Regions from separate parts of the Homo sapiens genome. Here region 2 is linked to region 1. Evidence: chromatin loops called from intact Hi-C (ENCODE). Cell type or tissue: IMR-90. All regions are shown on one strand. Each heading gives the region's core, and the rest is flanking DNA. Links, peaks and the distances in the headings are about the cores only. Region 1 holds the start of LOC124901236 (a long non-coding RNA gene). Region 2 has its middle 46 kb from the start of MIR6720.

The links. Hi-C counts contacts between places; a loop is a spot of excess contacts. Peaks named below come from ENCODE experiments on the same cell type or tissue, not always from the same donor. Only the 100,000 strongest peaks of a DNase experiment are listed, where the experiment ranks them.
Region 2: a loop joins it to region 1, with 8 times the contacts of the local background. A loop is called at or near these places in 2 of 110 quality-filtered maps.

What each region holds. Positions count from the first base shown.
Region 1 is chr6:905,583-921,230 of GRCh38, forward strand. It overlaps LOC124901236 (a long non-coding RNA gene), which reads left to right and starts at 5,799. Exons shown (of 4, transcript XR_007059393.1): 1 at 5,799-5,908; 2 at 7,376-7,492; 3 at 7,765-7,867; 4 at 9,702-9,841. In IMR-90, for the core only: a CTCF peak has its summit at 7,451 (motif pointing right); no DNase peak of the experiment used is centred there; H3K27me3 peaks cover 1,365 bases.
Region 2 is chr6:1,429,000-1,444,647 of GRCh38, forward strand. No RefSeq gene overlaps it. Among named protein-coding and RNA genes, the nearest start is that of MIR6720, 46 kb to the left of the region's middle. RefSeq lists enhancers at 4,760-5,430, 8,308-9,272. In IMR-90, for the core only: a CTCF peak has its summit at 7,866 (motif pointing left); a DNase peak (open chromatin) is centred at 7,862; H3K27me3 peaks cover 2,016 bases.

The sequences.
Region 1 (15,648 bases), core at 2,522-10,521:
AAGCAATAGATGTTATTAGGGACTCTAGTTCATTCTAAATCTCCTTTCTAGGGATTTTGTAGCCATCCATAGTCCACAGGGTGTGAGCTTTTGTGTCATGTGTGCAAGATGGCTACTGGCACTCAAGCCATCACATCCACATTCCTGGCTCAAAGAAAGACTATGGCAAAGGGCAAAAGGGACAATCTAGACAAATCTGTTCACTTGTAAAGGCTTTCCCAGAAGTCTCACTTGACCAGAACTGTATCATGTGGCCACTGTGAACTGCAAGAGAGGCAGGAAATGTAGCTGAGCACACAGTCATGCTTAGCCCTTAATAAATAAATGTTAATAAAATTGGGGTCTTGTTATTAAGAAAATGGAAAATGTTCAGACCAATGCCCCCAAACCAGGAGGCAATTAGCCATCTCTGCCATGCTAATTTATTGTTTCTGAATAAGAAAGTTGAAATGCAATAGTAATTCTAAAATGAAAGAAAATTATTTAGGCTCTTTATTAATAAATATAATGCTATTAAGGTAGTAATTGATTCTGCTCACCAAACGTGGCAGAGAAATATTCTTTTGTATTTTAAGCCTCTGAGACTTGTTTTTATTTTTAATTAGTTTGTTATCAAAGTATTAATTTGACTATATTTAATTTGAACTATATTTGAATTATAATTATGTTATTATATAATTATTATATTATATACCATATAATGATATATAATTATTTCTTATAATATACATTTATAATTATATATTATATATAAAATATATAATTGTATATAATATAATTATATATTATATATAAAATATATAATTGTATATAATATAATTATATATTATATATAAAATATATAATTGTATATAATTATATATTATATTTGAATTATATTAGTTTTGCTATATTTGATGATGCTATATTTATATATTACTGATACACTAAACTCATATTTATTCAGAATCAAAATGTTCCGACACATCAAATAGTCATTAAATAAATATCATATTATCATTTCTAGTGTTTCCTATTTATATATCTTTTTACCACACTCTTTTAAAAATACCATTAATTTATATATAGTTATACACAGTTATAGTGAATCAGAGTAATTCCTCAATTAGAATAAATTACATTAGCATTTGTAGTATTGTGCTTACATTTTATGTAACACTTTTAATATGAGAGATGCTGCATTTGTTTCAATTGTTGAAGCCAGCCAAGCCCTCTCTCTTTCACATGTATTTGAAAATGTTAAAGAAAATATTCAAAAATTAAATTATGTTTCTCCTCTGTGAATTTAAAAAAAATACCTTTTTGTATCAAGAAGAAAAAAAGAATTCTTTAATCCTCTGGATTATTGCACACAAGTTGGTGACTCAAAATTCCATGGACCTGGCTGAGAATTCAGCTGCAAGATAAACAAAGAACTAACAGATACCCCCCACTGCTGAAAATGAATTCTTTCGGACGGGAACAGACCAATGGCCGTCACAATGACATCAGCTTATTGTAACCTTCCTTCTGTGTAGACAAAATAACCGATAGGTCCTTCAGATCTGCCCGAACCAAAGCCTTGAGTCACCATCCCTGGGCCGCCACACAAGGGGGCCACCTTGGAATAGCATCTTTCAAACAGATGGCCCCCCAGATTCAGGATTAACGTGCAGTAAACAGCTGGATGCAGGCACGCCAGCAAGGAGATCCCGTCCTGCTGCTCCCCGCTGGGCACGCTGCATCAGCCTGAGGGTGAGGCCGAAACCTGGGATGGGCGTCCGGGCCTCCCTGCAGCCCGCGTCCACGGTGACAACTGTTGGGAACAGGACCATTTTTATGGCATCTTCATCTTTCTTTGAAGACCATTTATCCATTTCTCCAGCTTTTTTCTATTCATTATATTAATATAAACCTGCAGAGTTTTGAAAACTGAGGATGAAGTTGTATTTTCCTTCCACCTTAAATATCTCTTAAAGAAGCCAGAAATGAATTAAAACAAAACAAACACAAACACATCTATTGGTATTTGGGGCAATGGAAAATGTTTCTCTGAGTGTCCTGATTTATTTGAAATGCTTAATTAACCATAAAAATCTTACTATTTACATTGTGCTTTCTACCATAAAAACCTGTTTCACCCAATCTCACTCACCCAAGAGACTAGCAGGGCAGTGATTTTTCACCATCTCTCTCCCTGAGCCTACTCATTACTTCCCCAGATCTGGACAGATCACTCCATCTCTCCAGACCTTTGCAAAAGGGAAAAAAAAATTTGTTTCACTTCCTTCACTGGGCAGTTTAAAGATCAATATGAAAATAAGGATAAGAAAAGTCTCTAATAAGCTTTTCTATTGGCATAAGATGTTATTGGTAGTAATACTCGTGGCATCTAAGCTGCTCCTCTTTGTGAATGTGGATCAGATTTGGAGATAACCTGACTACCGCATCATCACTCAAATGTGAGTGCTGCAGCCCCGATCAATGCACAGTAAGGGTCTGACTGCCATCCCCACTGCAGCCTGGAAAAGTGGCATCCCTGATCTCCTCTAGCAAGATCCTGACAGTGCAGCTTTATACGTGCATCTGCTAAGTCAAGCCAGAGTGCGAATCTGTGAGCTCAAATCTTGTGCAAGGTGGAGTCCCTTCTCCAGGGACAGAATCCACCTGTTGAGGAGTGGCAGGTTACAATGTAAGGACTCCCTTTGGCTGTTTAGCCACGGTCTGTTTCATAAAACCTTGATATTCTTCAAGGGTAGGGCAAACTAAGTCAATTTTCAGAAAGTATCTCTATCATCAATGGATGCATGACTATAATTTCTATGGTCGGGTGGCCTTCTCAAACAGAAGTCTCTCTGGAATAGTGATGTAGCATTGCCTGAGAGACCAGATAAGTTAAAGAAGATGAATGTTCTTGAACCTTAAGAAAGCCTTTTGTGGGTGTTATTAACTGAATGTTCAAAAGCCTCAAATGTGTCTGTTGAAACCCTACCCCCTTACATGATGGAATTAGGAGATGGGGGTCTGTTGGAAGTAATTTGGGTTAGATGAGGTCATGAAAGTAGAGCCCGCGTGAATAGGGTTCGTGTCCTTATAGGAGCCCCCAGAGAGCAAGTGTCCTTTCTCTGCCATGTGGGGACACAGTGAGAAAGCACTGTCTAGGAAGAACAGTTCCTCACCAGATACCAAAACTGCCTTGATCTTGGACTTCCAGAATGCAGAACGACCAGAATCAAATTTTTGTTGTTATAAGTCACTCATGCTAAGGTATAGTGTTATTATAGCCCAAATGGACCAAAACGGTGGGGTTACAACCATGTTCCCCTCAAAGTAATTTGGGTGGTCAGTAGCAGACTATGGAAAGAAGGGATAAAGGTGAGATTTCCCAAATTACTTCCTACAAGTGCTATTACCTACAAGGAGTTCGGCTGCTGTGGAGGGCCACATGACAGCTGGAGTAAACGCCACTCAGCTCATCAATGCCCTTGTCACTGGCCACCCCTCACATCATCTCATGGGTGCCCTTCTCACTCAGAGCCCCTCACATCATCTTATGGGCACCCTTCTCACTCAGAGCAACTCACATCATCTCACGGGCACCCTTCTCAGCTCTGAGCCCCTCACATCATCTCATTGATGGTCTTCTCAGCTCAGAGCCCCTCACATCATCTCACGGGCACCCTTCTCAGCTCTGAGCCCCTCACATCATGTCATCGATGGTCTTCTCACCTCAGAGCCCCTCACATCATCTCACGGGCACCCTTCTCAGCTCTGAGCCCCTCACATCATGTCATCGATGGTCTTCTCACCTCAGAGCCCCTCACATCATCTCACGGGCACCCTTCTCAGCTCTGAGCCCCTCACATCATGTCATCGATGGTCTTCTCACCTCAGAGCCCCTCACATCATCTCATGGGCGCCTTTCTCAGCTCAGAGCCCCTTACATCATCTCATCAACGGTCTTCTCAGCTCTGAGCCCCTCACATCATCTCATGGGCCCCTTCTCCCTCAGAGCCCCTGACATCATGTCATCAACGGTCTTCTCAGCTCTGAGCCCCTCACATCATCTCATGGGCCCCTTCTCCCTCAGAGCCCCTGACATCATGTCATCAACGGTCTTCTCAGCTCAGAGCCCCTCACATCATCTCATGGGCCCCTTCTCCCTCAGAGCCCCTGACATCATGTCATCAACGGTCTTCTCAGCTCAGAGCCCCTCACATCATCTCATGGGCCCCTTCTCCCTCAGAGCCCCTGACATCATCTCATCAACGGTCTTCTCAGCTCTGAGCCCCTCACATCATCTCATGGGCCCCTTCTCCCTCAGAGCCCCTGACATCATGTCATCAACGGTCTTCTCAGCTCAGAGCCCCTCACATCATCTCATGGGCCCCTTCTCCCTCAGAGCCCCTGACATCATGTCATCAACGGTCTTCTCAGCTCAGAGCCCCTCACATCATCTCATGGGCCCCTTCTCCCTCAGAGCCCCTGACATCATGTCATCAACGGTCTTCTCAGCTCAGAGCCCCTCACATCATCTCATGGGCCCCTTCTCCCTCAGAGCCCCTGACATCATCTCATCAACGGTCTTCTCAGCTCTGAGCCCCTCACATCATCTCATGGGCCCCTTCTCCCTCAGAGCCCCTGACATCATGTCATCAACGGTCTTCTCAGCTCAGAGCCCCTCACATCATCTCATGGGCCCCTTCTCCCTCAGAGCCCCTGACATCATGTCATCAACGGTCTTCTCAGCTCAGAGCCCCTCACATCATCTCATGGGCCCCTTCTCCCTCAGAGCCCCTGACATCATGTCATCAACGGTCTTCTCAGCTCAGAGCCCCTCACATCATCTCATGGGCCCCTTCTCCCTCAGAGCCCCTGACATCATGTCATCAACGGTCTTCTCAGCTCAGAGCCCCTCACATCATCTCATGGGCCCCTTCTCCCTCAGAGCCCCTGACATCATGTCATCAACGGTCTTCTCAGCTCAGAGCCCCTCACATCATCTCATGGGCCCCTTCTCCCTCAGAGCCCCTGACATCATCTCATCAACGGTCTTCTCAGCTCTGAGCCCCTCACATCATCTCATGGGCCCCTTCTCCCTCAGAGCCCCTGACATCATGTCATCAACGGTCTTCTCAGCTCAGAGCCCCTCACATCATCTCATGGGCCCCTTCTCCCTCAGAGCCCCTGACATCATGTCATCAACGGTCTTCTCACTCAGAGCCCCTCACATCCCATGCTGTCCCTCAGCTCCTGTGAGGCCCCCGTGTGCTCCTATAAAGACAGTCAATCAGGCTTCCTCCAATGCGCCACAGACAGGATCGTGCGGCTCACCTTTCTTCACTTTTGCAAGGATAACTTCTGATGTGCTCACAGAGGCCCCTATTTCCTTCTTTCATCCAGTCTGATACACTGAGTGTGTGGAAGAAGTCAGGCCTGTCGGACCTCAGTGGTCATCTATTGAATTCTGCTTTGCACGCTTTAGCTGGTGGTCTCACTGTATCCTGAGATGCACTTTTTTGGGAAAGTGGACATGGTGTTCCCCTGTTCTCCTTCATTGGCCCTAAAGGTTTCCCATTCCTTTTAGGCAAAAATGCAATGTACACAACTATTCCCATTTATTAATTTCTATGTTCCAGAAACTGTCCTAGACACTTTATATAAGCTCACTTAAGTCTCATGACCATCCTGTGAGGTTTATATTCTTGCACCCATTTTACAGATGAGGAAATAGGGTCAGTAGGTTGATTAACACAGCTGAATGGCAGAGCTGGATTCGATCTGAGGTCAGCCTGACTTTTCCTTCAGGATGATGCGCTGCTTCCTCTGATGAAGGATCAGGGATGCAGAATGGGACTGATGTACCTGTTCAACCATCCCACTCATTCTCCTCACTTTGCATGCTCTTCTCGGGGCCATCTACAGACAGGTGAGGGGCCCCCTACAGACAGGTGAGGGGCCCCAGGCAGACAGCTCCTTGGGACACTGAGCTCCACATTGAAATGTTACTCAAATGAATGCGCAGAGGAGCTGTGAGTGAGAAAGTAAGCCCTCCAGCGTGAAGAGCCCCGGAAAAGCCACCCTTGCTCTGGCACCTGTCATGCAGCCCTCACAGCAGTACTCCCATGGGGTATGGGAGGACAGGGGCACTTCTGTTGGTCTTTCCTTCCTCATGTTCGTCCCAGTAGGGCCTGGACCTGCAGCTGGGGCTTGGCGTCCCCTGGGGCCACAGCCACACAGACCAGCAGACCCAGCCTTGGGCAACTACACTAGCTGGATTAGAAAACTCCAAACATTGCACGGTGTTCTACATCCAGCATTTACTATTTTGTTAATCCGAAGGTAGATGCAAGAAAACACTGGACAGAAAGGAAGGTTCCAGCAGACAGCATCTCTAGCTCTCAGTAGGTAACAGCCTGGAGGACTCTTTGCCACCCCTAGGAAGGCCTGATCGGGGCATCCTTAGGGCTACTCTGTGGAACAGCCCCTTTCCTTTCTCCAGAGAAACCCGGGCTCCTGCTTTGCATCCTGAGAGGCTGAGAGGACCTCTTCCTGTGCATGCCTGAAGTAGAGAATCTTTGAGATGTAGAAAGCTTTCTATATACCAGTCATTTATTCCTGGTGTCCACATGGATTTCAGTCTGATCTGGGCAGAAATGTGCTCTGGGCGTCCCTGTGGAGAACTTTGCAGCAGCCAACTCAACTAGCAGCTAATGAGTTGTCATGTGAGCCTCACACAAAAACCTAGGCATCCAAGTGTGTGTGGTCATGGGGTGGGTAGAAATGGGGGGCAGACAGACACAGAGAGAGAGAAAGAGAGAGAGAGAGAGTTTAACAAGGTGAGCCCCAGGACAGGGATGAGTGTCTGTGGGACCCTTGAGATGGCTGGCTCATGGTGAGTGCTAAGTGCACATTTGTTAACTAAACAAATGAGCCAAATGACAAAAATGACAAAGTGTATTTTGATGCTGCTCAAAATGAGGGACTTATAGAACAAAGATAATGATTTCTGGTGAAATAGCCTAACATACTGACTGCTCTGAAGTCCTGAGTTTAGAAGGGGAGAGATTTGTCATATCCAGCTCCTTGCTACCATTCGGTCCTGAGGCTGAGACAGGACCCCTCGTGTCACATCAGCTGGGGTGCCCTCTGTCCCACCGTGATGTTGACGCCAAGGTGTCCACACCTCAGTGAAAGAATACTACCCTTCTACCAGGACCAAGGGTCTGGGTAAATTCCACTTCAGAATGCAGCCTTCTTTCCTGACAGGCACAGTTATTTTTGTCTTTTCATAACCCAGTTGCAGTAGGTCACACTCATCCTGGGCAATGCATTAAGCAGAGAGTTCTTTCTTATTATGCATTCTTTGGAAAAATAAACTCAATTTCCACTGCAGCTTTTGGAGCATGACGAGGGTGGCCCTGGAAGCTCCAGTTTCTGACTGAACTGAGTTGGTGAGCAGAAGCACATCATCTGCCAGGCCACAAGAGGACAGCAGTGGTTCGAGATCCAGGTCGCTGCTACCTCCTCCGTCAGGCTCCTTCCCCCGCTCCCCACCCCCCGCGCCCCCCTCCCCCGCCCCCACCTCCTGCCGGCATCAGAAGCACCTGCAGGATTTTAGGACTGACTTTGTCATGCTGTTCCAGGATTCTAATTTGCATGGGTCTTTATTGATGAATGTGCTGGAAAAACCCCAGAATGATATCAGCATCCCAAGCTGAAACCGGGCCATGCTTTCCGTCCTTCCAGAATATTCTGACATCACTGTTGTCTCTATTATCACAGACTCACTGAGAAAGTATGAGAAATGATTTACCTAAAAGAAAAACAGGAGCAAGTCCTTTTGTGTCTCCTGGCCCACGTGGTCAGAACTGGGGTAATAATGAAGGTATGGAAGAGAAAATACTCAACATTGCAGACTTGACATTTCCTTATCTTATGTTAGCCCCCTGGTTTTATCAAAATCTAAGAAAACTTTATGACTCATAACTTTCCTTCGTAACACAAGTATTTGACTCAAAAATGTTTATTGCATATTTACTATGTGTTGGGAATAGATGGTATGTGCTAGGAATACAGATACACACAAGCTGCTGTTCCAGGTGGGAGCTGTTCTTGGAATAGGCAGGAGGCAGACATGTGAACTAACGAGTTATAATTCAGCAAGCTGAAGCCAAGCTCAGGCCATGCAAAGGTCCTGTTGGGGGGAGCCCCGGGATGGGGGCACTGTGGCAGGGAGCCCCAGTGGGGGGCCACCGTTAGGATGAACCCAGGGAAACTGTGTCATGGCCAGGTGCTGTGCTGATGCTTTCCATACACGATCCCTTGCAGTTTGCATAGACTCAGGAGGCACGTACCAGGCTTAGACTGTTTCATAGCTGGAACAACTAAGATTCAGGAAAGAGTATCCAGTTGTCCAAAGTCTCCCAACTATTAATAATAAATGGGAGGGCTGAGATGGGAACGCAGGTGCTGACTTGAGAGCCCGGGCACTAACCACCACTGTACACCCCCTTCCCATCCTGGCCTCTGGGCTCCTGATGTGGACTCGTGCTTGCTGGCACCTCCTTCATGCGGTCACTAGAGCCAGAGGTGCAAGCAACAGGAGCTTCCCACTGCTTCACCAACCTGTGCATGCAGGAAGCAGCTTCTAGTCCCTTCTGCAGAGATGGCTGCTGGCAGCCTTAGGGTCGGGGCTCTGCACTGGGAACCCCACCCCTGCCTGGTCTGTGGTCAGGGCTCCTTTGGCCCTGTCAGCCAAAAAGCCATCATCACACCCACCCTGAGCTAAGGCAGGGGCCATGCATTGTTGGTTGTAATATTTCTTTTTTTTTTTTGAGACAGAGTCTCACTCTGTCGCCCAGGCTGGAGTGCAGTGGCACAATCTCAGGCTCACTGCAACCTCCGCCTCCTGGGTCCAAGCGATTCTCCTGCCTCAGCCTCCCGAGTACCTGGGGTTACAGGTGCATGCCACCACGCCTGGCTAATTTTTTTGTATTTTTAGTAGAGACAGGGTTTCACTGTGTTAGCCAGGATGGTCTCAATCTCCTGACCTCATGATCCATCCACCTCGGCCTCCCAACATTGGTTGTAGTATTTATTTTGCCAAGTATCATGCCTGACATGTTCCGTAATAATTCATTATAAATTAACAAATGAGTGACTAGAAGCACACAAATTCTGTTCAATTATGAGAAAAAGTTCCTGGTCTTACTGGTGACCTCCTAAAAGCCCCTCTGTAGGGGACTCTGTGGGTGAGCAATCCATGGTCTCCACATCATTGGAAGATTTTGGCTTCCCATCTTTGATGGACCCACAGAAGGGTTTCATGGTTCCTGACCTCAAGCTTCAGCATGTTGACATCAATTGTGCTGTCTTTCTGGACTTTTCATTAAATTCAATAACATCAAATTATAAGACACAGTAACTATTTCATGGCAGGCTCGCTGTCTTGAAACCATTCTTTTTCATGTTTACTCTCGAAATGAAAAGACAATTCTAGATTTAAATTGAAAGTATCCATTAGCGTCTATGAGTACAAGTGAGTGCAGAGTCCCATGCTTGGCACCTACCAGCCAGCATCATCTCTGGAGGCTGTGATGGGCACAGTGTGTATGCAGCACCGAATCTGTTTTCATAGATCTTCTCCCAGCATATCTCTCAGGCTCGAGAACGCTGTGTATTCAATTCCCTCATTCTTCAAGTCTTTTTTGTTTGTGCAGTATGCTGATGTGAACTGTGACGGCTCTGCAAGACACCTGGCGGAGGTTTCGATGATGCTGAAGTTCTCAATGTTGCCGTATGTCAATAGTTTGATGGAAAAATAAATCTGTGAAGTTTAGAGGTTGGGGATTGGCCCCAATAGTTTTCTTCGTAGCCATGCTCCAGTCCAACCAAGTGATGTAGCCTCAAAAGATTTTCCTGTGTGTACTCTGCACCAAGGAGACAGCACTGCAGTGAGATGTATGAGAGACCATTCAAGTATAGGAAACATCTCTGATTTGATTGTGTCCCACCCCTAGCCATGTCCTGCTGCCCCTTGGCCACCTGCACCCCTGGAAGGTGACCAGATCTGAGCACCTCATATCAAGCCCCCACATTTTTTTTTTTTTTTTGAGACGGTGTCTTGCTCTGTTACCCAGGCTGGAGCACTGGAGTGCAATGGCGCAATCTCACCTCACTGCAACCTCCACCTCCTGGATTCAAGTGATTCTCCTGCCTCAGCCTCCTGAGTAGCTGGGATTAAAGGCACCTGCCACCACGTCCAGCTAATTTTTGTATTTTTAGTAGAGATGGGGTTTCACCATGTTGGTCAGGCTGGTCTCGAACTCTTGATTTTGTGATCCACCCACCTCAGCCTCTCAAAGTTCTGGGATTACACATGTGAGCCACTGCGCCCAGCCCAAGCCCCCACCTTTCTAGGTAAGCTTATGATCACAGCTGATAGTGAGATATGAAGCGGCTGGGCTTCTGGGTCGGGTGGGGACTTGGAGAACTTCTCTTTCTAGCTAAAGGATTGTAAACGCACCAATCAGTGCTCTGTGTCTAGGTAAAGGTTTCTAAATGCACCAATCAGGACTCTGTAAAAATGGACCAGTCAGCACTCTGTAAGATTGATCAATCAGCAGGACATAGGCAGGGCCAAATAAGGAAATAAAAGCTGGCCATCCAAGCCAGCAGCAGCAACCTGTTCAGGTCCCCTTCTCGGCTGCGGAAGGTTTGTTTTTTCGCTCTTCATTGTTGCTGCTCACTCTTTGGGTCTACACTACCTTTAAGAGCCGTAACACTGCGAAGGTCTGCAGCTTTCCTCCTGAAGTCAGTGAGACCGCGAACCCACCCAGAGGAACAAACAAGTCCAGACGTGCCACCTTTAAGAGCTGTAACACTCACTGTGAGGGGCCTGGGCCTTCATTACTTAAGTCAGCCAGACCAAGAACCCACTGGGAGGAACCAATTCTGAACACAATAGTATTACAGGGTTTCAGAGTCATAAATGAGTTATACAGCAAATACAAGAAGAGTTTTAACTAAGTTTCTGTCTGGTGTGGCTTTCTCTGTAGTATAGGTAAAGATGTACAGTTCTAGGAGACACATATTAGGTTGCTATATATTGATAAGTTAGAAACTACCACTTCTGGGTCTTTTCTCATCAAATTATACAGAAAAAGAAGTCACGTCTAAGGTATTATGGAAAAAGTTCCACATCACCATGGAAAACCTGTGTTCTTTGTCCGCCCCTAGAATGTATAAACCTATAACCTTCTGTCAATCACTTAAACTCGCAGAGTCACGGTTTCTACAGCTGCCCAGTGGAGATGATGGTGCCCTGTCTACCTCATGAGATTACTGTGGGGAGAAGATAGGAAAAGTAATTTTAACTACAAAGCCCTATACAAATGTTCTTATTGACCACTGTGATATATATTTTCCTCTCTGGGCTCTTCATATCCCAGGTCTTGTGTATTTTATAAGTATAGTTGACCGTTGAACAACATGAGTTTGAGCTGTGAGTGTCCACTTACATGTAGATTTTCTTCTTCCTCTGCCACGCCTAAGCCAGCAAAACCAACCCTCCTCCTTCCTCCCACTTCTCAACCTACTCAATGTGAAGACAAGGATGAAGACCTTTATGATAATCCACTTCCACTTTGTGAATAATTAATATACTTTCCTTCCTTATCATTTTCTTAATAACATTTTCTTTTCCCTAACTTACTTCATTGTGAGAATATAGGATATAATGCATACAACATACACAATATGTGTTAAACCACTGTTTATGTTGTTGAGAAGGTTTCAGTCAACAGCAGGCTATAAGTAGTTAAGTTTTTGAGGAGTCAACAGCACGGGTCAGTGGCACTCCTGACCCCTGTGTTATTCAAAGGTCAACTGTACAGTGTTTGCCAGGAGGCTATGATGTGCCTGAAAGTGCCAAGCATCAGTTCCTGTTTACCACCTTTCCAAGTTCCTTTCTTCAGTAAATACTGATGTGACTACTTTGCATCAGGAACTCTGGTGGGCACTGGGGAGCCAAGCATGATGGCCATGCAGCCCCTGTCAAGAGGAGGAGATGGATGGCCAACGTCCTCATGCTCATCAGAGCTAAACAATGAAGCAGATCACAGGGGCTACTCCAGGGACACTCACCAAAGCCAGAAAGGCACTGCCCCCAGGAGAAGCTGATCAGGGAAGCCTTGTGAGGGAGACAATGCTTCAGTTGATTCTTAAAGATGAGTTAAATTCTCCAAGTTAGGAGGAGAGGGAAATACATTCCAGGTAGGGGGAGAGCAGATTTAAAGATAGCCTGAAAATTAGGGAGCTCAGTGGGCACATCTAAGAAGGCCTAGGACCCAGCCTTGAGGAACAACATTAAACAGCCATGTAAAGGGAAATAGGCTTGTGAAAGAAACAATAGAGTAGCAGTTGGAGGGAGGGAAAAGCAGAAAAAATGTAAAAACAATTGTTATTGAAACCCCAGGGGCTTGTTCTAAATCCTGCTGCTGGCCTCACAGAAGTCTATCACTGAGATGAGGTATGTTGCCAAGGAAGAAGGCTTTAGTTGGGTGCTGCAGCTGAGGAGATGGGGGATGGTCCATCTCGAATCCAACTCCTGACTGACTAAAACTAGGGGCTTATCTAGCAGGAGAGAAATTTAACAATGTGTGGAAAACAGGAACTCCGGAGGGGTAGGAAAGCAATCATGATCAGTGAGGGCCCTGGTCGTCTCATGGTCTGGATGCCATGATCTGGTGAGTTTCAGTCCTTTGTTACTTTCTGAGAGGCCTGGGGGTCCTTTCCTGAAGGGGAAGCTCAGATAAAACAATTGTAAGTGTCACACTTTAAGACTAGAAAGGTCAATTTCCATGTTTATTAAAAAAAACCCTGTCTATGGGATTATTGGGTTGGTTTCACAAGTAGAATGATCACATGGCAGACGCCAAGGGAAGAGAGAGTTTAATGCATGAGGGGAAAGTGAAGAAAATGCAGTGGTTCTAGTTTACTCCTGCCTCATGGGCTTGTTAATCAGAATGCTTTCCTTTAGCTTTCAACAGAGATTAGAATTTAAAAATATGATTATGATTGAAGATTAGACTGGAATATTTTGGCACATGGGAGATTTTGAGAAATGGTATGCGTTGTACAAATCTTGGATGGGCTTGCAGGAGAAGCCAGGAGGTCAACTGGGGAAAGTGAAGTGGTGGAAAGACACAACGACACATTTACCTGCTTCAAAATGCAGTGGACGGCTGCCCCCTGCCAAGGTCTTTTAGGCCTGTGGGTGCATCAGAAGAAGTAAGTGCATAGTTTGAAAAATTCTTATCTTGTCATGAAAGTTTACACTGTCTTTTAGACCCAAAGGCTGAAGAAATCACTTGCAGACATAATTTCTCACTCAGGCTGTATATCACATCATTTCTAGATGGTATTGCTGTGAGATTCATTACTGTGATTAAGGCAAGAGTGAGAGGAGGTGCCTTCTGTGGCTACATGTATACCAATTTTTATTGTATGCCTATCATTTTTACTATATGGCTAACATAATATTAAATTGTGCACCTGCCATGGATGGACTCTGCAAATCTGTGTGTGTGAAAGGAGGTGAGGCTTATCTTAATGAGTCATCCAAGGATTCCAGAGAGGGGACATCTGAGACCTGAGCCAGGACAAGCTACAGCTCATTGGGACTCACTGCTAAGAGAAAATAGGTGCATGTAAGGTTTTCCCAGAATAAAAATGGAAAATGAGTATGAAGTTGAGTTCCTATCTCAGACAAAAGAAAAGGTTCTGTTTTGGAAAGTTCAAATATGTTCTGGAATAGAGTCAGATGTTCAGGTAGACCAGTTTCCTGGTGCCTGGGAAACAAGATAGCGCTCAAAATGCTGGGAGAAAGGAATTGGGCAAGGGACATTCAAGTTGATATTTTAAGCATCACAGTAATGACACTGGAGTTTTGTAGAGCCCTTTTCCTAAAAGAATTATTGATTTCCTTAATCAGAACTTTTGCACACTACTCTTTTATGTTTCTTTGCCTTTTTTCCCCATCTTTTCCTTCGTATTAAATTCCATTTATGAAATGGCAGACTAACTCAGAGTAAAGGAAAATATTTAAGGCAACATGTGAACCTGGGGCCAGCAGGGCACTAGGGGTCAGCAGGTGAACTGAAAAATCAGAAGAGAAAGTTGGGTCTGCTGACTTCTACTTTCAGCTTTCTTTTCTCTTTGAAAAGCATTTTCCTACATGGAGTATTCTTTTGCTCAATGATGGGTTCCCAAAACAAAATAGAACTGAATACTCTATGTGTGGCAACATTTCTTGCAGGGCATTTGGGCAACATTTATTACCCTGAAATAGGTCATTTACATAATGAGACTAAAAACTTCTGGAGTTAAGTAGCTTTCATACTTCTCGGGATTACTCCCAGGACTCCCTAGGGAAAGGAATTAATGGGGTCATAGTCCCTCAGAGGTTTAATATGCTCTCTCACCACTTTTTGTGCCTAAGGAGCAAGCAGAAGCTATAGAGGAAATAGCATATGGCTCTATGTTCTACTAGCATTCCTTCACCAACCTGCTACATGTCTGAGTACAAATCTTTGCTAGTTTCTAAGAGGATGACCATGTTGAATTATTATGCAAGGACAAAATGAGAAATAATCAGTAAAATATGTTTATTCATATTTTTCTAAATAAAAGAATACTAGAAAATGGTTTCGGTGATAAAGAACAAAAAAGGATTAACATATTAAACATATAAATGTATTTGTTATGTTTTATTGTGTAATTTAGTGAACATGTGATATGGGAGTGCTGGGAAGGGAAGAGCGTGGTCCCTTTAAATGATACAGAAGGGGGAAAGGAAGTGCTGTGTGGAGGAGGATGTGGTCCCTGGCTAGTACTCCAACCACACAGACCTAGGTTAAGGACAGGCATTTTTGTTGCATTTCCCAAGACCACCCTGGCCTGCCATGCCCCCATCCTGTGCCTATAAAAACCCAAGACCCTAATAAGGCAGAGATAGAAGCAGCTGGACGTCATGAGGAACACATCAGTGGAAGACCACACAAGCGGCTAGTCATCAAGAGCTCACCAGTGGAAGAGCACGCCGATAGGCACTGGCACGCAGGCAGGTACCGGCATGCCAGCAGGCCATCGACTGGCAAAATGATGCCGAATTTGGCTGGAGTGGTCAGAGAAGAGCCAGGTCACTGAGCTGCCGGACTCCAGGGGAAAACCATCTCCCTTCTGGCTCCCCCATCCACTGAGAGCTATTTCTACTCAATAAAACCTTGCAGTCATTCTCCAGGCCCACATGTGATCTGATTCTTCTGGTACATCAAGGCAAGAAACCCCAGGATACAGAAAGCCCTCTGTCCTTGTGACAAGGTAGAGGGTCTAACTGAGCTGGTTAACACAAGCTGCCTGTAGATGGCAAACTAAAAGAGCACCTTGTAACACATGCCCACTGGAGCTTCAGGAGCTGTAAACATTCACCCCTAGACACTGCCATGGGATTGGAGCCCCACAGCTTGCCTGTCCAAATGCTCCCCTAGAGGTTTGAGCAGCAGGGCACTGAAGAAGTGAGCCACACCCCCATCGCATCCCCTGTGAGGGGAACAAGGGAACCTTCCCTATTTCAACTGGGGGCTTGTCCGGGATCCTGGAAGGTGA
Region 2 (15,648 bases), core at 4,329-12,328, 530 kb after region 1:
TCTATCGTTGTTGGACATTTGGGTTGGTTCCAAGTCTTTGCTATTGTGAATAGTGCCACAATAAACATATGTGTGCATGTGTCTTTATAGCAGCATGATTTATAGTCCTTTGGGTATATACCCAGTAATGGGATGGCTGGGTCAAATGGTATTTCTAGTTCTAGATCCCTGAGGAATCACCACACTGACTTCCACAATGGTTGAACTAGTTTACAGTCCCACCAACAGTGTAAAAGTGTTCCTATTTCTCCACATCCTCTCCAGCACCTGTTGTTTCCTGACTTTTTAATGATTGCCATTCTAACTGGTGTGAGATGATAACTCATTGTGGTTTTGACTTGCATTTCTCTGATGGCCAGTGATGGTGAGCATTTTTTCACGTGTTTTTTGGCTGCATAAATGTCTTCTTTTGAGAAGTGTCTGTTCATGTCCTTTGCCCACTTTTTGATGGGGTTGTTTGTTTTTTTCTTGTAAATTTGTTGGAGTTCATTGTAGATTCGGGATATTAGCCCTTTGTCAGATGAGTAGGTTGCGAAAATTTTCTCCCATTTTGTGGGTTGCCTGTTCACTCTGATGGTAGTTTCTTTTGCTGTGCAGAAGCTCTTTAGTTTAATTAGATCCCATTTGTCAATTTTGGCTTTTGTTGCCATTGCTTTTGGTGTTTTAGACATGAAGTCCTTGCCCATGCCTATGTCCTGAATGGTAATGCCTAGGTTTTCTTCTAGGGTTTTTATGGTTTTAGGTCTAACATTTAAGTCTTTAATCCATCTTGAATTGATTTTTGTGTAAGGTGTAAGGAAGGGATCCAGTTTCAGCTTTTTACATATGGCTAGCCAGTTTTCCCAGCACCATTTATTAAATAGGGAATCCTTTCCCCATTGCTTGTTTTTCTCAGGTTTGTCAAAGATCAGATAGTTGTAGATATGCGGCATTATTTCTGAGGGCTCTGTTCTGTTCCATTGGTCTATATCTCTGTTTTGGTACCAGTACCATGCTGTTTTGGTTACTGTAGCCTTGTAGTATAGTTTGAAGTCAGGTAGCGTGATGCCTCCGACTTTGTTCTTTTGGCTTAGGATTGACTTGGCGATGCGGGCTCTTTTTTGGTTCCATATAAACTTTAAAGTAGTTTTTTCCAATTCTGTGAAGAAAGTCATTGGTAGCTTGATGGGGATGGCATTGAATCTATAAATTACCTTGGGCAGTATGGCCATTTTCATGATATTGATTCTTCCTACCCATGATCATGGAATGTTCTTCCATTTCTTTGTATCCTCTTTTATTTCATTGAGCAGTGGTTTGTAGTTCTCCTTGAAGAGGTCCTTCACGTCCCTTGTAAGGTGGATTCCTAGGTATTTTATTCTCTTTGAAGCAATTGTGAATGGGAGTTCACTCATGATTTGGCTTTCTGTCTGCTATTGGTGTATAAGAATGCTTGTGATTTTTGTACATTGATTTTGTATCCTGAGACTTTGCTGAAGTTGCTTATCAGCTTAAGGAGATTTTGGGCTGAGACAATGGGGTTTTCTAGATATACAGTCATGTCGGCTGCAAACAGGGACAATTTGACTTCCTCTTTTCCTAATTGAATACCCTTTATTTCCTTCTCCAGCCTAATTGCCCTGGCCAGAACTTCCAACACTATGTTGAATAGGAGTGGTGAGAGAGGGCATCCCTGTCTTGTGCCAGTTTTCAAAGGGAATGCTTCCAGTTTGGGCCCATTCAGTATGATATTGGCTGTGGGTTTGTCATAGATAGCTCTTATTATTTTGAGATACATCCCATCAATACCTAATTTATTGAGAGTTTTTAGCATGAAGGGTTGTTGAATTTTGTCAAAGGCCTTTTCTGCATCTATTGAGATAATCACGTGGTTTTTGTCTTTGGTTCTGTTTATATGCTGGATTACATTTATTGATTTGAGTATGTTGAACCAGCCTTGCATCCCAGGATGAAGCCCATTTGATCATGGTGGATAAGGTTTTTGAGGTGCTGCTGGATTCGGTTTGCCAGTATTTTATTGAGGATTTTTGCATCAGTGTTCATCAAGGATATTGGTCTAAAATTCTCTTTTTTGGTTGTGTCTCTGCCCAGCTTTGGTATCAGGATGATGCTGGCCTCATAAAATGAGTTAGGGAGGATTCCCTCTTTTTCTATTGATTGGAATAGTTTCAGAAGGAATGGTGCCAGTTCCTCCTTGTACCTCTGGTAGAATTCGGCTGTGAATCCATCTGGTCCTGGACTCTTTTTGGTTGGTAAGCTATTGATTATTGCCACAATTTCAGATCCTGTTATTGGTCTATTCAGAGATTCAACTTCTTCCTGGTTTAGTCTTGGGAGAGTGTATGTGTCGAGGAATTTATCCATTTCTTCTAGATTTTCTAGTTTATTTGCGTAGAGGTGTTTGTAGTAATCTCTGATGGTAGTTTCTATTTCTGTGGGATCGGTGGTGATATCCCCTTTATCAGTTTTTATTGCGTCTATTTGATTCTTCTCTCTTTTTTTCTTTATTAGTCTTGTTAGCGGTCTATCAATTTTGTTGATCCTTTCAAAAAACCAGCTCCTGGATTCATTAATTTTTTGAAGGGTTTCTTGGGTCTCTATTTCCTTCAGTTCTGCTCTGATTTTAGTTATCTCTTGCCTTCTGCTAGCTTTTGAATGTGTTTTCTCTTGCTTTTCTAGTTCTTTTAATTGTGATTTTAGGGTGTCAATTTTGGATCTTTCCTGCTTTCTCTTGTGGGCATTTAGTGCCATAAATTTCCCTCTACACACTGCTTTGAATGTGTCCCAGAGATTCTGGTATGTTGTGTCTTTGTTCTCATTGGTTTCAAAGAACATCTTTATTTCTGCCTTCATTTCGTTATGTACCCAGTAGTCATTCAGGAGCAGGTTGTTCAGTTTCCATGTAGTTGAGCGGTTTTGAGTGAGTTTCTTAATCCTGAGTTCTAGTTTGATTGCACTGTGGTCTGAGAGATAGTTTGCTATAATTTCTGTTCTTTTACATTTGCTGAGGAGAGCTTTACTTCCAACTATGTGGTCAATTTTGGAATAGGCGTGGTGTGGTGCTGAAAAAAATGTATATTCTGTTGATTTGGGGTGGAGAGTTCTGTAGATGTCTATTAGGTCCACTTGGTGCAGAGCTGAGTTCAATTCCTGGGTATCCTTGTTGACTTTCTGTCTTGTTGATCTGTCTAATGTTGACAGTGGGGTGTTAAAGTCTCCCATTATTAATGTGTGGGAGTCTAAGTCTCTTTGTAGGTCACTCAGGACTTGCTTTATGAATCTGGGTGCTCCTGTATTGGGTGCATATATATTTAGGATAGTTAGCTCCTCTTGTTGAATTGATCCCTTTACCATTATGTAATGGCCTTCTTTGTCTCTTTTGATCTTTGTTGGTTTAAAGTCTGTTTTATCAGAGACTAGGATTGCAACCCCTGCCTTTTTTTGTTTTCCATTTGCTTGGTAGATCTTCCTCCATCCTTTTATTTTGAGCCTATGTGTGTCTCTGCATGTGAGATGGGTTTCCTGAATACAGCACACTGATGGGTCTTGACTCTTTATCCAATTTGCCAGTCTGTGTCTTTTAATTGCAGCATTTAGTCCATTTACATTTAAAGTTAATATTGTTATGTGTGCATTTGATCCTGTCATTATGATGTTAGCTGGTTATTTTGCTCGTTAGCTGATGCAGTTTCTTCCTAGTCTCGATGGTCTTTACATTTTGGCATGATTTTGCAGCGGCTGGTACCGGTTGTTCCTTTCCATGTTTAGTGCTTCCTTCAGGAGCTCTTTTAGGGCAGGCCTGGTGGTGACAAAATCTCTCAGCATTTGCTTGTCTGTAAAGTATTTTATTTCTCCTTCACTTACGAAGCTTAGTTTGGCTGGATATGAAATTCTGGGTTGAAAATTCTTTTCTTTAAGAATGTTGAATATTGGCCCCCACTCTCTTCTGGCTTGTAGAGTTTCTGCCAAGAGATCCGCTGTTAGTCTGATGGGCTTCCCTTTGTGGGTAACCCGACCTTTCTCTCTGGCTGCCCTTAACATTTTTTCCTTCATTTCAACTTTGGTGAATCTGACAATTATGTGTCTTGGAGTTGCTCTTTTTGAGGAGTATCTTTGTGGCATTCTCTGTATTTCCTGAATTTGAATGTTGGCTTGCCTTGCTAGGTTGGGGAAGTTCTCCTGGATTATATCCTGCAGAGTGTTTTCCAACTTGGTTCCATTCTCCCCGTCACTTTCAGGTACACCAATCAGACGTAGATTTGGTCTTTTCACATAGTCCCATATTTCTTGGAGGCTTTGTTCATTTCTTTTTATTCTTTTTTCTCTAAACTTCCCTTCTTGCTTCATTTCATTTTCCATCACTGATACCCTTTCTTCCAGTTGATCGCATCGGCTCCTGAGGCTTCTGCATTCTTCACGTAGTTCTCGAGCCTTGACTTTCAGCTCCATCAGCTCCTTTAAGCACTTCTCTGCATTGGTTATTCTAGTTATACATTCGTCTAAATTTTTTTCAAAGTTTTTAACTTCTTTGCCTTTGGTTTGAATTTCCTCCTGTAGCTCGTAGTTTGATCGTCTGAAGCCTTCTTCTCTCAACTCGTCAAAGTCATTCTCCGTCCAGCTTTGTTCCATTGCTGGTGAGGAACTGCGTTCCTTTGGAGGAGGAGAGATGCTCTGCTTTTTAGAGTTTCCAGCTTTTCTGCTCTGTTTTTTCCCCATCTTTGTGGTTTTATCTACTTTTGGTCTTTGATGATGGTGATGTACAGATGGGTTTTTGGTGTGGATGTCCTTTCTGTTTGTTACTTTTCCTTCTAACAGACAGGACCCTCAGCTGCGGGTCTGTTGGAGTTTGCTAGAGGTCCACTACAGACCCTGTTTGCCTGGGTATCAGCAGCGGTGTTTGTAGAACAGCAGTTTTTCGTGAACCGCGAATGCTGCTGTCTGATCGTTCCTCTGGAAGTTTTGTCTCAGAGGAGTACCCGGCCATGTGAAGTGTCAGTCTGTCCCTACTGGGGGGTGCCTCCCAGTTAGGCTGCTCGGGGGTCAGGGGTCAGGGATCCACTTGAGGAGGCAGTCTGCCAGTTCTCAGATCTCCAGCTGCGTGCTGGGAGAACCACTGCTCTCTTCAAAGCTGTCAGACAGGGACATTTAAGTCTGCATAGGTTACTGCTGTCTTTTTGTTTGTCTGTGACCTGCCCCCAGAGGTGGAGCCTACAGAGGCAGGCAGGCCTCCTTGAGCTGTGGTGGGCTCCACCCAGTTCGAGCTTCCCGGCTGCTTTGTTTACCTAAGCAAGCCTGGGCAATGGCGGGTGCCCCTCCCCCAGCCTCGCTGCCGCCTTGCAGTTTGATCTCAGACTGCTGTGCTAGCAATCAGCAAGACTCCGTGGGCGCAGGACCCTCCGAGCCATGTGCGGGATATAATCTCCTGGTGCGCCGTTTTTTAAGCCCGTCGGAAAAGCACAGTATTCGGGTGGGAGTGACCTGATTTTCCAGGTGCCGTCTTTCACCCCTTTCTTTGACCAGGAAAGGGAACTCCCTGACCCCTTGCGCTTCCCAAGTGAGGCAATGCCTCGCCCTGCTTCGGCTCGCGCACGGTGCGTGCACCCACTGACCTGCACCCACTGTCTGGCACTCCCTAGTGAGATGAACCTGGTACCTCAGATGGAAATGCAGAAATCACCCATCTTCTGCGTTGCTCACGCTGGGAGCTGTAGACCGGAGCTGTTCCTATTCGGCCATCTTGGCTCCTCCCCCCAGCAATTTTTTTTTTTATGTAGAAATCGGGGGTCTCAATATCTTGCCTACACTGGTCTCGAACTCCTGTCCTGAAGCGATTCTCCTGCCTCAGCCTCCCAAAGCACTACGATTACAGGTATGAGCCACCACACCCAGCCCCGTAGAATTCTTATAATGAGGGGGAAAAAACCCAAAACTTAAAATTCAGAGCCTGGCTTTTCTGATAATATAGATGAACCATTATCTATGCCAATCTTCTGTGATTCATTCACACCCCTGCTCCTGCCCACATGAGCACTAACCTCTCTGGACTTCCTTCTCCTCATCTGAAAACCTGGGACTATGAAACTCACCTCACCATTTTGCTTAGAGAATCAATAAGTTAACATTTGAAAGTTACTCCTTTCCTATGCCTCATCTTCTTTCAAAGATGAAACTAAATAACTCTATAATGCTTCCCTGACAAGGAGTTTGGTGTAGTTTTATTTAAAATGACCATGTTGTAAAGAGGGAAGTGGAAGGAGAGTTGATTAATAGGGATAATGTTCCAAATGTCTGGGAAATATAAGGCAGGTATCCTATTAATACACATCAACAGGAACTGTAAGAAGCTGCTGGGAAGCTCTTCTTCCATGTTAGCCTGGGTGTATGTGCCTAGCAATGCTTAAAAGGATGCACTGAACAGTGATGGTGAGGATGTGGAGAAACTGGAACCCCTGGGCAGCTGCCGCGGAAAACTATACAGTGATTACTCAAAAAAGGTAACCTAGAGGCCGGCCATGGTGGCTCACGCCTGTAATCCCAGCACTTTGGGAGGCTGAAGCGGGCGGATCACCTGAGGTCAGGAGTTGGAGACCAGCCTGTCCAACATGGCGAAACCCCATCTCTACTAAAAATACAAAACTAGCTGGGTGTGGTGGCATGCACCTGTAATCCCATCTGCTTGTGAGGCTAAGGCAGGAGAATTGCTTGAGCTGGGAAGGTGGAGGTTGCAGTGAGCCGAGATCACACTACTGCACTCCAGCCTGGGCGACAGAGTGAGACCTTGTCTCAAAAAAAAAAAAATGTAACCTAGAATTATCATCTGACCTAGCAATTCCATCTGGGACATCCACAAAAGAATTCACAGCAGGGTCTTGGATAGATATTTGCCTCCCATGTTTATAAGAGTGTTATTTACAATGTCAAGGAGTGCAACCAGCCTGGCGTCCATCAGCAGATGACTGGACAAACAAGAGGCCGTCCATCCATACAATGCAGTGTGAGTCAACTTTAGAAAGGAAGGAAATCCTGAGACGTGCAACGGCATGGATGAACCTTGAGAACATCATGCTCAGTAAAGCAAGTCGGTCTCAGAACAGATAAATACTGTGTGGTTCCACTCATACGAGGTATCCAGAGGAGTCAGGTTCATGGAGATGGAGAGTAGAATAAGGATTGCCAGGGGCTGGGGAGAGGGGGAATGGGAGCTAGTCTTTAATCAGTGCAGAGATTTATTTACAAAATGAAAAGAGTTTTGGAGATGGGTAGTGGTGATGGTTGCACAAGAGTGTGAATGTACTTAATGCCACTAAACTGCACACTTCAAAATGGTTAAAATGCCAAATTTTATGTTATGTGGCCACAATAAAAAATAAAGAAAAAAGCAATCTGTGGTTGCAGGGTGGACCTGTTCCCGAGAGGGGAAGGAGAGGTCCCCCTTAGCTCCTGGAGGGGTGCTGGGACTAAAAGACTCACTCTGATGGCATCTGGGCACCTCCGCCAGTGGGCCCGGAGGGTGCAGAGAAGTCTGCAGCTCTAGACGCCACAGCAGAGCCTCTGCCCGCCCCCCGCTCTCCAGAATTATGTTCATGAGGGCAGATAGACAAGATTAGCCTCAGACACAAAACAGCAGCAGAGAAGGCATTGCCCTAATGGTAGGGAACACATACTTTGCAGACACCTAGATTCAAGAGAACGTGTGTAATGTAAACGTTGGAAGAAAGCCAGGAGCCTCTCAAAACTCCAGGTTAGAAGACAAGGGAGGCAGGATATGGGGGAGCAAGATGCCTTTTTTTAAAAAGTTGTTACCGGGTTTTTCAGAGCAATAGTTAAAAGGGAAGGTTTCTTTTATGATACGACACCGCCATCTCATGGACAAAACTCATATGACACAGAGTTTCTCTAAAGCGAGCCTGTCCCTCTACTGGGAGCTCTTAGCGTTGGCCCTAACAGCTCTACCTCCACATTAATACAGCATTCTCAGAGTCCACAAAGGAACATTCCATCTTTGCAAGCCAAATACTGGGGCAAAAGTCAGATTCTCATCTCATCTCCACTTCCCTCTGAGGCTTAGAAAGTCCTTTCAGCACTTGAATTTCAGTGAAGAGTCTGGACGCTGTCTCACACCAAAAACTCCCCCTGACGTGGGCACTGCAAGAGCACCCCCGTCCTGGTGATCAGAAAAAGCAAGTGTTGGCTTTATCACAGCCAGAAAATGAAACAGTCTGCGAGGAAAAGTATCCCCTCCATGCTCATCACCATTAAATGGCAAGTTCGACTTCTCTTATTTCCTAATTTAAAATTGTTTTTTTAAGAGATGGGGTGGATCTCACTATGTTGACCAGGCTGATCTCAAACTCCTGGCCTCAAGAGATCCTTCCATCTCAGCCTCCCAAAGTGCTAGGATTACAGGCATGAGCCACCGCACCCAGCCTCCCAATTTTAAGTTGTATGAAGATGTTTCTAGGAGTCTTTGTTCTGGCCTCAGGCTGTTGTCATTTTTCTGTGCTGTGTTTTTACATTGCTGTGTGGAAATTCGTTTTGATAGTGTGCTGTTTCTTGGATGTATTTGTCCAAATCAGAGCTTAAATGAAGAAAGTCTGTTTTTAAAGCAAGTCTTGGATTCACTCAGCAAAGGCTCTGGAGCATCCACTCTGGCCTGGCCACACGGCAAGCTGCAGGGCAACAGGTGGAGACGCAGCCCGCAGTCTGCACCGGCCCCAGAACCATCTTCCCCTTAAATTGTAAGAACTATCCCCGGGGGGAAAGTGAGGACATTAGGTGCAGTGTGGGCCTGGGTGTCTAGGACCGCGCATGTGGGGGCTGCAGGTGGAGAGAGGCAGTGATCTCAGTTGGGCAGGGAGTTTGTGCCTCTGAAGGACTTCATTGTTTCTCGTGCTGTCTCTGGCACGGTGTCTTGGGCCTGGAAAAATGAGCACAGGTTGGAAAGAATCTCAGAGCCCAGGGGCTGCCAGTGTCAGAGCTCGGGCCGTGCTGGGTGCCTCACACCGGGGCTGCCCTTCGGGTCTCCATTCCCATCAACACACACACACACACACATTCTGGCAACTTCTCCCATCTAAATAAAAAGGCAGTCCCCCCACCCCACCCCCACCCCCACCCCACCTCCGCCCCTTTCCATTCTGAGTCCTCAGCTCCTTTGATTTCTCAGGGCACCTGATGCAGGCTCTCGGCAACTCCCTCCTAGAGACCCCTCCTTTCTGGCCTCCAGGACTCACCTCTCCTCGCTTGCTCCTCGTCCCTCAGGTCTCCCCTGCTGTTTCCTCTCATTAATCAATAAGCACTAGAGCGCACCAAGCCTCTCTCCTCTCATCCCACCCAGCTCCTGCCTTTCAAAACAGTCGCTATGCTAATCACTCCCAAACGTGTTGCTCTCCCCCAACGCCTTAATCACCTGCCTACCTGGCACCTCTGTTCCTGTCCCATAGATTACCCTAGATGAAGCACGTCCAGAATTAAACTCCTGATCTTCCATGCAAAAGCCTGATCCTCCCACAACCCCGCAGAGCACCACGACCCCGAGCCCTCACTGGCCCTGATCCAAAGCCCTGAGCTCCACTGTGACCTCCTTCTCTCACACACCACCTCTGATCCATCAGAACAGACCTCTGTCCAAACATGCTTCTCCAGCACGCCCACCACCCTGGCCAAGCCGGGGTCAGGGCTGCAGCCTCCTCCAGGTCTCCCAGCCTCCGGTGGCTACACATCCTCTCGTCCCGGCTTCGGCCCCTCCAGGGGCCTCCCGTCTCACTCAGGGGAACCCTAGGGGCCTGGTTTTACCTACGGGGACTAGCCTGAGCTGCCCTGGAGCACCCTACTGCAGCCCTCTGGGCGTCACCTCTCTGCCCTCTTCCCTCCCTTCTCCTGCTCCTCCCTGGGCTGCTACAGCAAACTTCCCACTGGCCGGGCCCCTTATCCCCGTGTGCCAGGCTCCCTGCCTCCCACCTGCATGCCTCAGAGCAGCCACCTGCTCCCCCCACCCAGCCTTTACCCTGCATGTACCCAGCCCTCTGGTGTGCAGCGTCTGCCTGATCCCCTAACCCCTCCACCTTTACCTTTCCCGCCACATGTACCCCGTCCTCTTATTCCAGTAAGTTCCCTCCAGGCACGCACTTTTGCTGGTTTTCTTCACTCCTGCATCCACTGCACCTGGCCTGTGATGGAATCTTCATCCACAGAGAATTGAGTATCTGATAAAGGACTTGCTTGCAGCATATATAAAGTGTTCTCCAAACTCATTCATCATTTTTTTAAAAACCCAATTTTTTAAAAATGGACCAAAGATATACACTGAAAAGATGTTCAACAGCTTTGGTCACTAGAGAAATACAAGTTAAAATGGAATTATTACCACCGAGCTGTACAATTAAAAATGGTAAAGATGATAAATTTTATGTGTATATTTTATCTCAATGAAAAATAAAATTAAAAAGAAAAAGAAATACAAATTCAAGCCACAGTAAGTGACCACCGCCCTCCTTTCAGAATGGCTAACTAAATAGCCTGGCCACAGCCAGTGTTGACGAGGAGGCGGAGGAACCGGACTTCGCAGACACTGTGACGGAAATGAGAAATGCTGCCGTCACTCGAGAAAAGAGTTGGCAGTTTCTTTAAAATTCAAATATACGCCCACCTTCCCACCCAGACAGTCCATTGTTAACTTTTTACCCTCCAAAACTGAAAATATGTGACCACACAAAGACTTACCCAGGAAGGCTCATAGCAGCTTCATTTGTAAGAGCTCCAAACTGGAAACAACTTACATATCCATCAATGGGTAGATGTGGAAACACAATCTCAAGGATAAATGCATTGAGTAGCATCCATTCAATGGGACACCACTCAGCAATAAAAAGCAATGAACTGGGCTGGGCACGGTGGCTCATGCCTCTAATCCCAGCACTTTTCGAGGCCAAGGAGGGTGGATCACCTGAAGTCAGGAGTTCAAGACCAGCTTGGCCAACATGGTAAAACCTCATCTTTACAAAAATTGTCTGGGCATGATGGTGGGTGCCTGTAATCCCAGCTACTTGGGAGGCTGAAGCGGGAGAGTCACTTAAACCCGGGAGGCAGAGGTTGCAGTGAGCCGAGATCACACCATTGTACTTACACCTGGGTGACAGAGTGAGACTCAAAAAAAAAAAAAAAAAGAGCAATGAATTATTGAATACATGCCACATGCCACAGAGCCACATCTTCAAATAATTTGCTGGGCAGAAGAAGCCTGACCCAAAAGAATCATACTGCCTGGTTCTACTTTTATGAAATTTTAGAAAATGAGAACCAATCTTCAGAGAGAGAAAGTTTGGAGGAGGGGACTGGAGCAGGGAGGGGTGAGAGGAAAGGACTACAAAAGGGCCCAAGGGGACACTGGCGGATGATGGACATCGCCATCCTCTGGACTACGAGTTCAAGGCTCTAACCTCTGGCAAGAATGTGAAGTTGTAAAAAATATAGCAAGGCTTTGGAAGTGACCAATCTGGCTCTATCCCACAGTTCTGCTGGTTTGGATTTCCCAGTCACAATTCTTTATAATTGTAAACATTCCCCAATGCAGGGCCAGCTTCAGGAGGGCAACACCCATTCAGTCACATAAGGCCCAAGTTTAGAAGCCCTCCGCCCCCAAATTCCATTTAATGCTCTCCTGTTACTGTCTCAAAGTGCTTAATAATTTTATTTTATTTCTATTATTTTATTTTATTTTTGAGATGGAGTCTTCCTCTGTCGCCCAGGTTGGAGTGCAATGGCGCGATCTCGGCTCACCGCAACCTCCATCTCCTTGGCTCAAGCCATTCTCCTGCCTCAGTCTCCCAAGTAGCTGGGATTACAGGTGCCCGCCACCACACCTGGCTAATTTTTGTATTTTTAGTAGAGACGGGGTTTCACCATGTTGGCCAGGCTGGTCTCGAACTCCTGACCTCATGATCCACCCGCCTTGGCCTCCCAAAGTGCTGAGATGACAGGCGTGAGCCACTGCAACTGGCCAATAGTTTTTGAACAAAGGGCCTTACATTTTTGTTTGACACACTGGGTCCCACATGTTATGTAGATGGATCTTCCTCAAAGTGTGTTCTGCGGAGTTAATTCTTTACTTCTGTTCATTTATGTTAATTGCTGTTGTGGAAAAGGAGCATTTGGGAAATGCTAAGTTAAAGTTAAATAACTTCATTTTCCCGAGGACAATTTGTAGCAACAGTTCAGATTAGAAACTAATAGTTAGTCATCTTACCAATGATGGAAAAGTCCTATTCGTTATCACAGAGATGTATATGTATAGTTTTCCCTTGCTATCCACAGGGAGGTTGGTTTCAGGACCCTGGCTCTTACCAATGATGGAAAAGTCCTATTCATTATCACAGAAATGTATATGTATAGTTTTCCCTTGCTATCCACAGGGAGGTTGGTTTCAGGACCCTGGCTCTTACCAATGATGGAAAAGTCCTATTCGTTATCACAGAGATGTATATGTATAGTTTTCCCTTGCTATCCACAGGGAGGTTGGTTTCAGGACCCTGGCTCTTACCAATGATGGAAAAGTCCTATTCGTTATCACAGAGATGTATATGTATAGTTTTCCCTTGCTACCCACAGGGAGGTTGGTTTCAGGACCCCAGCAGATGCCAAAACCTGTGAATCCTCCAGTTGCTGATAGACAATGGCATGGCATTTGCATAGAACCGTGGACTTTAACTCCTCTCTGGGTTACTTACAATACTTAATACAATGCCTACACGTCACTTCAGTCACGTAGATTCAATGTAGTACTCAATGCGCAGCAAATTCAAACTTTGGTTTTGGAACTTTGCAGAATTTATTTTCTGAAAATTTTCAATCTGCAGTTGGTGGAATCCATAGATGCAGAAGCCCTGACTGTACTGGAGATTAGACCATGTCCCATAAAACCATGCCTCTCACACTTGGACGTGCACACAAATTAAAACCAGCCCAACTGTCCCATAGAATTGGGACAATTTTTTGAATAAACATAGAAATTGACCCTCCTGATCTTAAAACTTGAAACTTACATTTGTCTCATCTGAGTTGCTTCCTCAGGAAAGGAGCTGAAACTCATCAGATCACCACATCCAGAGAAGATGCCAGTCCGCTCATTCATGATTGCTTCCTGTATTAATCTGTTCTCACACTGCTATAAGGACATGCTCGACACTGGGTCACTTGTAAAGGAAAGAGATTTCATTGGCTTACAGTTCAGCATGGCTGGGGAGGCCTCAGGCAGAAGGCGGAGCCAACACGTCCTTCGTCACATGGTGGCAGGAAGGAGAAGAATGAGCAAAAGGGAAAAGTCCCTCATAAAACCATCAGAGATCGTGAGGACTCACTCACTACCATGAGAACAGCAGCACTGGGGTAACTGCCCCCATGACTCAATTACCTCCTACCAGATCCCTCCAATAACACATAGGGATGATGGGAACTACAATTCAAGATGAGATTTGGGTGGCAACACAGCAAACCATATCATTTCCTCACCCCTCCCTAATTCTGTTTTACACTCCTTCCTCGCTATATAAACTCCCCAATTTTAGTCAAGCAAGGAGACAGGTTTGAGACAGATCTCCCATCTCCTCAGCTGCAGCACCCAGTTAAAGCCTTCTTCCCTGGCAAAACTCATCTCAGTGAATGGCTTTCTGAGCAACAAGCAATAAGACCTGGACCACACCCCTGGCGTTTCGGTAACAGAATCACTTGGGGATCTTCTAAAGGTACACAATCAGTTTCATTAGGTCAGGCCCTAGAAACTGTGTTTCTCAAGTGGTTCTGATTCTACTGGTCAGCAGAACACAGTTTGAGTAGCAGAGCTCTAAAATGTATGTATGCATAGGTGCACGTAACTCTCGGAGGAGGCTTAGTTCTGTCTGTTCAATTTATATGTCGGTTTCATCACTTAGTGTCCATGTGACTGAGGAGAAAGTTATTCTCTCTGAGCCTCAGATTCTTCAGGGTGCCCAAGGTAACCATTCCTAGAATTATTTCAAGGATTTAAGCAAAGTAATTTTATACTGATGCTCATTTTAACAGCCACTTATGGTGAGTGAAGCAAGATAGATACCATTATCTCCATTTTACAGATGAGAAAACTGAGGCTTAGGGAGGTTAAATAATGTGTCCAGTGCTAAAGCGTATAAGCAACAGCGAGGGCTCGAAACTTTGTCTTGATTTATTTATTTGTTTTTGAGACAAGGTCTTGCTCTGTTGCCCAGGCTGGAGTGCAGTGGCACAATCTTGGCTCACTGCAGCCTGGACCTCCTGGTCTCAAGTGGTCCTCCCGCCTCAGCCTCCCAAGTGGCTGGAACTACAGGCATGCACCACCATGCCCAGCTAATTTTTGTGTGTTTTTGTAGAGACAGGCTCTCACGTTGTTCTCCAGGTTGGTCTCAAACTCCTGGGCTCAAGTGATTCTCTCACTTTGGCCTCCCAAAGTGCTGCAGCCCCTGTGCCCAGACAAAAGTTTATCTTTTAACTCTGAACCCCTTGATCTTTGTTTCACTCGAAGATTTTGAGTGTCTACTATATACACCAGGCTCTTGTCTTTACATCATTCTGACTTATGGAAGGGTTTGCTTTGCAGTGAGGTTTCAGGTTACTCTCCTTTTATAGATGGGATCCTTTTTCTTCCTTTTGAAAACAAATTGATTATTCTTTATCAAAATTATAAATGTTCATTGCTTAAAGAATTCAAGCAATACAGAAGAGAACAAACAATAAAAATCTCACCACCTCAGACGTGGCCTTCATTAACATTTTAGTGACTATTCTTCCAGTCCCCTCTTTATGACCTATGGGTGACCCATTGAGGGTTCCTCTGGTCAATAATTTTGAGAAGCTTCTGTGTATTATAGTCCCCACCTGGAGGTCCCAGAGAGCACTAGAGTTTTCAAGGCTCACAAAACTTACAGCAAAAAGTTTTGCCACTACAAACAAGTATCCTTAAGTGTCTATATTTTTTCAATTATATTATTATTTTCTTAGGGGAAACAAAGCATGCATAGTGCCCTCCCCAAAGGCTGTGCAACTTTATACTGCTACTAATTGCTCATGAGAGTTACCATTTCCTAAATCCTGCTGCTAGTAGACTTTACCAGTTCCTTTGCTTTTGATCAATCTGATAACACAAACAAAGCTAACTGCTGTTTCTATTGTTTCTTCAATCATTCATGAGGTGTTTATCGATTAATTTATAAATTGTCAATTCATGGTCTTTCCAAATTTGGATTTTTATTTTTTTACTTTTGAGTTCTTTGTTTAATAAGGAAATTTATATTTTAGTATGTGAGTTGCAAATATTTTTACCAATTTAGTTTTCAACATGCTTATTTTATTGTGTTACAAAGTCATTTTCCCCAGCACTTTGGCAGGCCGAAGCAGGCAGATCACTTGAGGTCAGGAGTTCGAGACCAGCCTGGCCAACACGGTGAAACCCCGTCTCTACCAAAAATACAAAAATTAGCTGGGAGTGGTTGCACATGCCTGTAATCCCAGCTACTATGGAGGCTGAGGCAGGAGAATCACCTGAACCTGGGAGATGGAGGTTGCAGTGAGCCTAGATCATGCCTCCAGCCTGGGCGACAGAGCAAGACTCAGTCTTAAAAATAAAAAAATAAAAAAAAAGTA